Linked DNA regions of Homo sapiens: region 1 is linked to region 2. The links are chromatin loops, found by intact Hi-C in ENCODE. Cell type or tissue: PC-3. All regions are shown on one strand. Links, peaks and the distances in the headings refer to the core of each region. The heading gives the core; the rest is flanking DNA. Region 1 overlaps LIPC (lipase C, hepatic type). Region 2 has its middle 92 kb from the start of LIPC.

What was found. Peaks named below come from ENCODE experiments on the same cell type or tissue, not always from the same donor. Only the 100,000 strongest peaks of a DNase experiment are listed, where the experiment ranks them.
Region 1: a loop joins it to region 2, with 4 times the contacts of the local background. A loop is called at or near these places in 13 of 110 quality-filtered maps.

Annotation. Positions count from the first base shown.
Region 1 is chr15:58,455,119-58,460,503 of GRCh38, forward strand. All of the region lies in intron 1 of LIPC (lipase C, hepatic type), which reads left to right. All of the region lies in intron 2 of LIPC-AS1 (LIPC antisense RNA 1), which reads right to left. Among named protein-coding and RNA genes, the nearest start is that of LIPC, 26 kb to the left of the region's middle. RefSeq lists a silencer at 3,140-3,199 and enhancers at 4,735-4,874, 4,905-4,964. In PC-3, for the core only: no CTCF peak of the experiment used is centred there; a DNase peak (open chromatin) is centred at 2,583; H3K4me3 peaks cover 446 bases; H3K27ac peaks cover 3,737 bases.
Region 2 is chr15:58,337,427-58,342,811 of GRCh38, forward strand. No RefSeq gene overlaps it. Among named protein-coding and RNA genes, the nearest start is that of LIPC, 92 kb to the right of the region's middle. In PC-3, for the core only: no CTCF peak of the experiment used is centred there; a DNase peak (open chromatin) is centred at 2,935; H3K27ac peaks cover 684 bases.

The sequences.
Region 1 (5,385 bases), core at 281-5,280, 120 kb after region 2:
ATGGCTGTATTTATACATGGACATTGGCAAACATTATAGATTAGGGTTTGATGTATTGTTTTGTTGACTGTGTAAAGCAAGGTTCAGCAAACTTTTCTCTGTAAAGGGCCAGACAGTAAATATTTTTCCTTTTGTAGGCCATAGGTGTCTGTTAAAACTACTCAACTCTGCTATTGCAGCACAAAAGCAGCCACAGACAATAGACACACAAATGGACCTGGCTGTGTTCCAATAAACCTAATTCACAAAAACACATGGTGCACCAGATTTGTCAGGCCATGGATTGCTAGCCCCTCATCTAGACTTAAGAGAGCCATAGAAAAAAAATGTTAGTAATGAAGATTAAATTTAGAACTGTCCCAATTGTAACTAGCACAAAACATTAAGGAAATATTCTTCCAGTGCTCAAAAACAATGATTTGATTGAGCAAAGAATTCATGTCATTGTTGAATGATTGAGTTTCAATGTGTCCTTATTTCATTTTTGTCTTCTTCATTAATGTAAATAAACCTGTCAGCCAACCTACACTTGTCATTTGCCACCATAGGTTGACTAGTGAGACAAGGGTCCAACAAACATCAGCAAAAGTATTCTGTGAAAATCAATTGCTATTTGGAGTTTACAATAAAGAATACTGTATATTTCATTATTATTTATAAATTGTATAATACCTTGATAGCAATGAAATGCACAATATATGCATGTATGCGTGTATATATATATGAATATATTTTCTTCCAGAGAGCCAGTTGCTGAGTATCCACCAATGCACCACTGCCTGAGGGGTGTCTACATAAAAAGAGACCTAACAGCCCAGAGCAGCACTTGTTAAGGACCCAAGGCATGGTCCAGACCCCAAGGAAGGGAAGGGGGTCAGGGATGGATAGACAATCTGGAAAGTTCTCCAAGGTGGTCTGAGAAGGCTTCATGGGGGACAGAGAGCCGTAAAGCATGGTAGGACTCAATGACAAATGAAGAATGGCTGTACTTCAGACAGGCACACAGCATGAGCGCAGGAGGCGAGGCTGAAGTCAGGGACACCGAGACAAGAGGGTGAGCATAGGGAAGCAGAAGGGAATGAAGTGGGGTCAAATATATGTAATGGCATGGAAACATGCTATGAGATCAAGCCAAAAGAAAAGAAAAAGTAGAATGCAAAATTTTACATTTGCATTAAGGAAAAAACACGTTAGAAGAAAATGCACTTAAATAAATTGCTCTGTGTGATAGTATGATAGCTGATTATGTATTTATCCTCAATGCTTTCTGTACCTTCCTGTTGTTCTGAAGTTGTATTACTTTGATATTCATGGGGAAAAATAAGCTTTTCCAGTATGAAGGGCAAAAAGCACTGAGCCAAACCTGAAGCCATAGCTAAGGACAGGGCACATCTCCCCTGATGCAGCCCAGAGGCCCCTGGAGGGAGGTGCTGGGGGGTGAATAGAGACTAGGGGTGTCACTCCCTCCTAGGAGGACTGCAGGAGCACATGGGTAGCCAATGCTAAGGCCTCCTGCCCCCATGGGCCTAAGTAGCCCTGTCCACACTGGGGATCTGCCCGCTACCTCATAGCCTCAGGTAGATGTCTGGTCTCTCTTTGCAAATGTCCCCCGCAACCCATCACATTCATAAAGGCAACAAATTGGGGAAAACGAGAGGTCCTCTGTCTTTTTAGGGCTTCACCACTGCTGTTTTCCCAACTAAAGAAATATGTACATATGTTTAAGTATACTTTACCATGCGTAGAATGGGAAAAACAGAAGTTATTCTAGAGAACATCTCGCTCAACTCGTTTATTTTACTAATAAGAAAATAGAAACTATGGAGGTCAAGTGGCATACCCAGGGAAACAGAGCTAAGTGAGAACTAGGCTCCAGCAGAGATGATGCCCAGGGCCGGGCACCTCCTTTGTCAGCATGCAGGTATCATCAGACAAGGCCAAAACAGCACTGGGCGATGTGGGCTGAGCAGCCCTTGGCTTCGAAAACATGATTTTTTTATTATTTTTTGAGACGGAGTTTCACTCTTGTTGCCCAGAATGGAGTGCAAAGGTGCGATCTTGGCTCACCACAACCTCCACCTCCCGGGTTCAAGCATTTCTCCTGTCTCAGCCTCCTGAGTAGCTGGGATTACAGGCAGGCACCACCACGCCTGGCTAATTTTTGTATTTTTAGCAGAGACAGGGTTTCTCCACTTTGGTCATGCTGGTCTCAAACTCCCGACCTCAGGTGATCTGCCCGCTTCAGCCTCCCAAAGTGCTGGGATTACAGGCGTGAGCCACCGCGCCCGGCAGACATGACGTATTCTAAGCACTCCTCAAATTTACCTGTGGACAGCAAGAAGGCCTACAAGGCACCCCGTTTACGATATGCCACTTGGCTCCTTCAGGGCAGAGCTGCAGCAGCAGTCCTTGTTTCTCTGTGCCCCACATCCCCTCAGCATGTAAGACCACTTCTGCCCCACCCATTGCTGAATGGGACCTTCAGATGCTATCTTCTCCATAAAGCTTTCTATGACTCAGGCCGCATCATTTTGTGGTCAACTACTTTCACTATTATTGTGTTTATTCTCCCTAAACCAGCCAAGCAATCCCATTTGGTAATCGAAAGAGCAAGTAGCACTGGCTTGGTCATTTCCTTCACATAAACCTGACTGAACTGGATATATGGTAAGGATTTCCATCTTGTACATAAACACTTGTCCACCTCCGTGATTCACACAATTCCTTTTCCACTCTATCCCGGGCCCATGTCTCCATCCTGCCCCTGATGCTGGCTCTGCAGGCATTTTCTACATGGCTGTCTGTGTACATGCCGTGTGGTTAGTCTTAAATCAAGGGCTCCTAGAGTGCATAGGACATACCAGTTTATACTTTTTCTCATCAGGAATATGTGTAGCTGGAGGATTAAGAAATACATTTTCATGAGCTAGACAATAACAAAAATTAAATGGCAAAAGTCCTTGCTGTCCTTAGTAGCTAGGGAGCTTTAAAAATAAATACATAAGCACCTGTTTCCGTTTTTTTACTCCTACAGAAGCAGGGAAATTGCTGGAGAAAAAAAAAAAATGTAAGTCCATATATTCTGTACTGTGTCCCTTGGAAGAATAAAATTTTAAATGAGGTCATCAGGAAGTGCTTCCTAAATGTGAAGTTCACAGACTGAACTTTGAAGTTTAGCAATGGACTTCCCCTGAGCAAGGTCGGCTTATGCTATTGTTAGACCAGCAGCTGAGCCTCCCCCACCACGTCCTTCTACCTCTTGCAATTAAAGCACAGCCCAGGCAGGTTTTTCTTAAACAGGATTTTTCTTTATGTTGGTGCATATGCTGCTGTTATAATAGCAGGGACATTGTCCTCATTCCCAGCTCTTTCCTCCAAGTCAAAACATTTAGAATGACACCACCCAAAGAATAAGTCTTACTTGAGGCTTTGCAACCTCTAACCCTTCCCACCTCTAACCTTTTCCCATCTTTATCCCCGTTATCTTGGGTGCTTTCAGTTTTCAGAGACCAGCTTTCCAACAGGGCTAAATAACACTCTATGGTTTCTTTCCCCATCAGAAACCAAAGAACTCCCTGTTTCTCAGCCCTTGCCAGCAGAATCTGGTCACCCCTCTGCCCCTCAAAATTACACATCTTATACAACTAGCTCCTGTCCCTGCACCATTCCTGTCCCTTGTCCTTGATCCTGGTTTCCCAGTGGAACAGGAAAAAGGTTTTACAGAGGGTTTTTTGCCACCATCTCTTTGTTCCTCAGGAGATGATTAAGTTGTGCGTTAAGTGGGGAAAAAGTACATTAGGTCAACCCCAAAATCTGCCATCGATAACATCAGAGTATGTCCATGGCTTTATTAGTTTTCTAGTGAATATTTAAGAGAAAAAGGTGCTAGGTCATAGAACATTGAGAAGGCTATACATCTCCCCTTGGCTATAGGTGCAATACATTCCAAGAGGGAGAGATGGTAGTCATGCCTCCTATTTTTTTAGGTGAGGTATGTATTTTGTAGTTCTGCTGGGACAAAAACAGCTTTCAGTCATTGAAAACCAAAGGCCCAGTGGACATCAGGAGGAGATGGCCTCCCTCACTGCAAGACGACCTCTGGGTCAAAGCCTAGTGAAACTTTGGCTTTTCCCAGCAAGCAGGAAGTGACATAGACAGTGTCTTTTTAGAGACCTCACTTTGGAGAATGCTCAGTGAGGGGCAAACATTTGCTGGTGACATTGTAGTTCTGTCCTTTGCTAAGCTTGAGTGAAAATCTTTTGGAGAATCGACTTTTTTCTTTCTTTTTTTTTTTTGATGTCCCTTAGAGAGCTCACAATAAATAAATAAATCAAAACAAAGCTAAAAGTTCATAAAAAAGTCTCAGGCATGGTCCAGATTTTCAGGAAACCAGCAGTTTCTGGAGGAAGTCCCACCCGCTCCTGAAAACAGAAAAAATAAACGAGAGAGAGTCCACCAGCAAACAGGTGTTTAGTCTTCTCTGGAGTCATATTAAGCAATTTTTACATTTATGGAAAAGCAAACACTCCCCCCACATAGGGTGTGGCCCACACTGGGATTGAAAATCAGCCTCGTGCTCTGCACCGTGTTCTGGTGGCTTCTGCAGCTGTCACAGGAAGGAATCCACACCCGTCCCCAAGGACGCCTGCACGGGAACAGATGCCCGCTCCCTTACCCCTTGGGGGAAGGACAGAGGTATCTGAGGGATTCAGCCCTGGGCACTCCTCTCAGCTTCCTCCTTCACAGGCGGGGCCCTGGGAGGCCCTGAGTGGGGCCACTGCGTTGCTATGAGATCAGAACGGTAGCCAGTTGGTGGGTGCAGCAGGCTCACACCTAGCAAGAACCTACCTCTCCCTTTTTCCTAAGAAGGGAAAACAACTCTCAAGGCTCACCCTGGAGGCCCAAAGGGAAGGCTGTATGGGTCCCGTACTGCAGCTTCCAAGCCCACGGTGGTTACGTCTGAGCACCCTGTAGGGCTCTGCTCTGAAAGTCTTTTCAGCTCCCAATGAGCATTGTTCAAGCCGATGAACATCCCCAAAACCCTTCCACTCTCAGGGCCTCGGCCCCACCCACCACCTGGCATCTGTCTTTAAGGATGTTTATAACAGAGTTCTGAAATAAAGTTTTGGCTTTTTCCTGGAGTTCTAACTCTGCAGGAGAAGCAGTGAGGTAGGACTTTGAGGAATTCAGGAAGTGGAGAACAGCTCATGGTGAGAGGAAAGGCTGGGGCCGACTTGGGATGTGGATGTGCAAAAGGAAAGGTGAAGGCTGGATGGGAGGCAGGGTGGGCACAGTTAAGGTGGGCCCTGGGCCAGGATGGCCTCCCAACCAGAGAGTAGCCTTCAACATCTCAGCCTCGTACTGCGTGCCAGACACTCTACCAAG
Region 2 (5,385 bases), core at 332-5,331:
CATGAGGCTATTTTCTTTTTGCAAACATGTCTAATCCTAGAGCTCTGGCAGTTCCTCATTAAGTGAGTCTGATTTCTTCTGTCCCCTTCTGCAAAGTGGCAACTGCCCACCCTCTCCTGGCCATGTATGCCCTCAGCAGAAACCACCACTCTTGACCTTGACTACTGTAAGAAAGTACTATGAAATTAAGATTCTTTTAACTGGAATCATCCATTTAAAACCTACTTCACACGAGGCAAGTATTGGGTAAGTATTTGCCTATGCATTTTCTCACTTAATTTTCAGCCTTACGTTATTATTTCCATTTTATAGTTTAAAGAAATTGAGTTTCTAAAAGCTAAGTAACTTGGCCAGTGTCACATTGCTAATCACTCTACATTCCTTTAAAAGTTGGCATTGGGAGACTGATAGTCTGAACCAATTTACAATGTTGATGGCACTGTAAATTGATTCAATCTTTTCTGAGATTAACTTGGCAATGTTTAACAGCAATAAAATGGTCCATGCCCTTTTATACAATTATTTTGGCATTTATTCTGAGAGTAATACATGCACATCCTCCTGTATACTTTAAGCCATTTCTAGATTACTTTTAATACACTCACATATCAACTTGTGCAAAGATGTTTCTGACAGAGAATTAAACACCCCAAACTTTTTCACTTATTTAACAAATATTTATTGAATACCTGCTATGTGCTAAGCAAGGATTCAGCAGGAGAAAAAAAAATTAAAGAACAAAGATGATCTCTGCTTTCATGAAGAAGTTTCATGCACAATTATCTTGAGTGCAACAGAAGAATGAATAATGAAAGCCAAGTACATAATGTTGAATTGTCTAGTAGTCTAATAGCTACATTAAAAAGGTAAGAAGAAACAAGAAAAATTACTTTAAATAATATATTTTATTTAACCCAATATATTCAAAATATTATTTCAACATACAATCAAACATAATAAATCAATTAATAATATAGTTTACATTCTTTCTTTCATATTAAGCCTTCAAAATCTGGTGGCTATTTTATACTTAAAGGACATCTCGATTTGAACACCAAATTTTCATCAGAAATACTAAATTTGTATTTAGATTTTAAAAAATATACCATTAAAAAATAGATTCATATAACCAAAGTGTTCTAAACACATTTAAAAGTTTCGAAATAAGTCAATCAAACATCAAAAATAATTTTTTTCTTTTTATTTTTTTGAGACAGAGTCTTGCTGTCTTGACCAGGCTGCAGTGCAGTGGCATGAAGTCTGCCGGCTGCAACCTCCACCTTGCTGGTTCAAGCGATTCTCCAGCCTCCTGAGTAGCTGAAACTACAGGCATGCACTACTACGCCCTGCTAAATTTTTTTGTATTTTTAGTAAAGAAGGGGTTTCATCATGTTGGCCAAACTGATCTCGAACTCCTGAACTCAGATGATCCGTCTGCCTCAACCCCCCAAAGTGCTGGGATTACAGGTGTGAGCCACCATGCCTGGACCCAATTTTATTTTAATATTTGCATCTACATTGGCCAAAATAGCTCACCTTTTTTTAGAAGAAAAAGTGTACCCATTTTAAATAAACTTTTGTCCAAGTTAGGTAAATTCACCAACTCTTGGGTCAGCTCAGTCTCACTGGCATGAACTCAAAAGAATAATATATAAATAAATAGGAAAAGAATTCTAAATGTATCAATATGAACAAAATGTCTTCCCAGTTTTTCTAGAAAAGAGACTTTTTGCAACCAATTTACATAGTACTCCAGGACCCTCCAGAGGATATGAATATCTATGGCTGCCCAAGTCCCTGATATAAAATGAAGTAGTATTTGCATACAACCTATACACATCCTCCTGTATAATTTCAGTCACTGATACATTACTTATAATACCTAATACAATGAAAATGCTTGCAGATAATTATTTTACAGTGTATTGTTTTTAAATTTGTATTACTTTTTATTGTTGTATTGTGATTTTTATTCTTTCCCAAATATTTTCTATGTACTGTCCATTGAATCTGCAGATGACATTGTAAGCTGGTTCAACCTGAGAATATAGGCCAACTGTACTTTCTTTTTTGGTTTTAAAATTTTGTTTTATTGTGGCAAGAACATTTACCATGAGATCTACCCTCTTAATAGGTTTTTGTTTGTATTTTGTAGAGAGAGACAGAGTCTGGCTTTGTCACCCAGGCTGGACTGTGGTGGTATAATCATAGCTCACTGCAGCCTTGAACTCTTGGAATTAAGGGATCTTCCTGCCTCAGCCTCCTGAGTAGCTAGAGCTATGGATATGTACCACTACACCACTACGCCTGGCTAGTTTGTTGTGTGGTTTTGGTATTTTGGTAGGGTTTCTTGTTGTTGTTGTTGTTTGTTTTTTCTTTTTGTTTTTTCTTTTTTTGGTTTTGGTTTCTGTTTTTTTGTAGAGACAAAGTCTTGCTCCGTTGTCCAGGTTGGTCTTGAACTCCTGGTCTCAAGCAGTCTTCCCACTTCAGCCTCCCGAAGTTCGGGATTATAAGCATAAGGCACGCGCCTAGCCCCTGTACTTACAGTTACAATTTAAATCTTCTGCACTTGATTTATGTTAGAAAAAAGATGTAAAATTGTTATCATTGGTTTGAATTATGAAAGTCTTCAATTTCAACATAAATTTTTGTGCCTGTCTAATTAGGTCACAAATAAGCTGTTCCTTTACTTGAAACTTCAAATTTAGCTTGTTCATATGCAGTGTAACATTGAAGAGAAAACACAAATCACATTACCATTTTGTGTCTTTGACTATTTGGCAAGTATTCCTTTGGTTTCAAGAAAATCTTGAATTGGATCTAACAGTACAGCAAATCTTTGTAAAACTCTTCCACGACTCAATCAACCAGTATTGGCAAAGAACACAGGATCGTTAAATTCATCATCTTCTATTTCTTTCAGTGGTTCCACAGACTGGTGATGATTCATAGCTTTTGCACATATACTGAACAATCTTAACAACTGCATCCATACAGCTTTCATAGTCTCCTTCAGAAAACTGAGCACATGTAGTTTCAGTAATACGTATTACATCATGGAATTAAGAATTAAGGGAAACATCAATCTCTTATTCCAAGATTCTAATAAATCTACATTTTTAAACTGATGTAACTAGATCACAATTACAACAGAAGCTAATTTTTTCATATCTAAATGAATTTCTTTGATAGCTATAAGAGATTCACGCAAGGACAGAAAACCAAACACCACATGTTCTCACTCATAGGTGGAAATTGAACAATGAGAACACTTGGACACAGGGCAGGGAACGTCACACACCGTGGCCTGTCAGGGGATTGGGGGCTGGAGGAGGGATAGCATTAGGAGAAATACCTAATGTAAATGACGAATTAATGGGTGCAGCAAACCAACGTGGCATAAGTATACATATGTAACAAACCTGCACATTGTGCACATGTACCCTAGAACTTAAAGTGTAATAATAAAAAAAAAAGAAGAAGAAAGTAAAGATTAGAAAGGTGAAGCAAAAAAAATAGAGAGATTCAAAGATATTCATGCCTTGAGTTCAACTTTTTAGGGCACAAATTCACATTTCTTTGTAAATTTGGAAGTCGTTTGAGAAGAAAGTTGTCTAAGTGCTAACTGAACAGTGTCTTTTACATCACTGAGCTCATCGAAACCTGGAGAAAAGTACTTGCAGTTTTTCAAATTTGAATCAATTTATCTTTGATATTATTAAATGGTCTTATATTCTACTAACAACTGTTTGGTGGCTTAATTGAAGATCTTTCACTTTTTATAAAATGGTATTTTTAGTCTTTTCCATTATCATTTCCAACAAATTTTCATAACTGAGATAATTTATTTTACTCTTTGTCCACCTAAAAGTGATTTCCATTTTCGTTCAAGAATCCAAGCCATTTTAAAGATAACCAAAGGCACACACTCAGATAATGCTGAAAAATTTTTAAAAATTTTATTGGACATTTACTTCTTATTTCAGGTGTCTGAGTTCATTGATTCTTTTTTGGCTATTCAAAGGAAAGTTCTTATCAAATTCACTGTGCATTTCCTGCAAATTTCTCTTAATATTACTCACTTTATTATTTTTAAATGTTTTATACAATAATAGCTTTTGCATTTTGCTCTGCCATAGCAAACTGAGACTGCCCTGAAATCTAAAATTTGCTCCAATCTTTTTTTTACTGTTCCAGTCACAATATTAGCTTCTGCATCTCCACTAGATTCCATGACAGTAGTATGTCTTCATTTTTAATTTAAATTTTTATCTATACTTAACTAGAAAACCAACTTAATGATATTACAATTAAATGCAATAATGTTAAAAAGTTTAACAAAACTTATTACTAATTACAGTTTACACTGTAACTCATGTTGCCTGCATGAAATATTCAAATAAACACAAGTTAAATCAGATACAAAGAAAGAAATCATTCAAACTGAATTACCTGCCTGACACCCACTAGATCAGTGAGGTATTTGTGTTGACTACAAGATCTTAGGCGATGTAATGAACTGTCCTACCAAAATAATAAAGTTGTGTTTAACAGAAAAGTATTTGATACTGCTTCAGCTTTTAACTTAGATTAATTTAAATAAAATGAATAATTCTGTTCCTCAGTCACCCCAGCCACATATCAAATGCTCAGTAACTACTGTGACTGGTATTAGGTGGCGCAGCTCTGGTGGGAGGCAGGGAGAAGGTCCGAGCCAGTGGGCGAGGGCTTGCGTTTCCTTGAGGTTCCGGGAGTTGGGAGGGGAGAAAAAGCATTTTGAATGAGGCTTCTGGCAGCCCCCTTCACTTCAATCACGGTTGGCTCCACTTTTATGTTTTACTCGTTGGATGCCCATATAAGATTTAGTTGGAAGAAAGCATTTCACTGTTTTTCTTTAAGAGTTTGAAACCAAACTTGGGTTCTCTATTTCCTTGCTTCTCTGACAGGGAGAACCTCAGCATGGTTCGGAAAGGCAGGTCTCAGGCTCCACTCTAGGTGATTCACGTGCGCATTAAAGTTTAGGAAATATTGGACTACATGTTTTTTTTCAGCCCAATGATCTCCTTTCCCTATGCTTCTTACACACACACACACACACACACACACAGAGAGACAGTGTGTTTTACCGAGGAATTAGCCCATGATGATACCATAGTCAAACTCTGGCATTTTAGAAGCAATCACAAATCAGGGACGACAGCCCTTAGAACTTCCTTCGGCGCTGTGACCCATGCAGAGCTCCCCAGGATCCTGAATCATAGCCCCAGCACTTCCCTCAGACTCCTGAAGCTGCTGTGCCTGATGGAGCCCCCAGAAGCACTGTTCTTAAGGCAGACTCTTCAGCGACTTTACAGAGGGAGTGTGCTGAATGTTTAAAAGAATGAA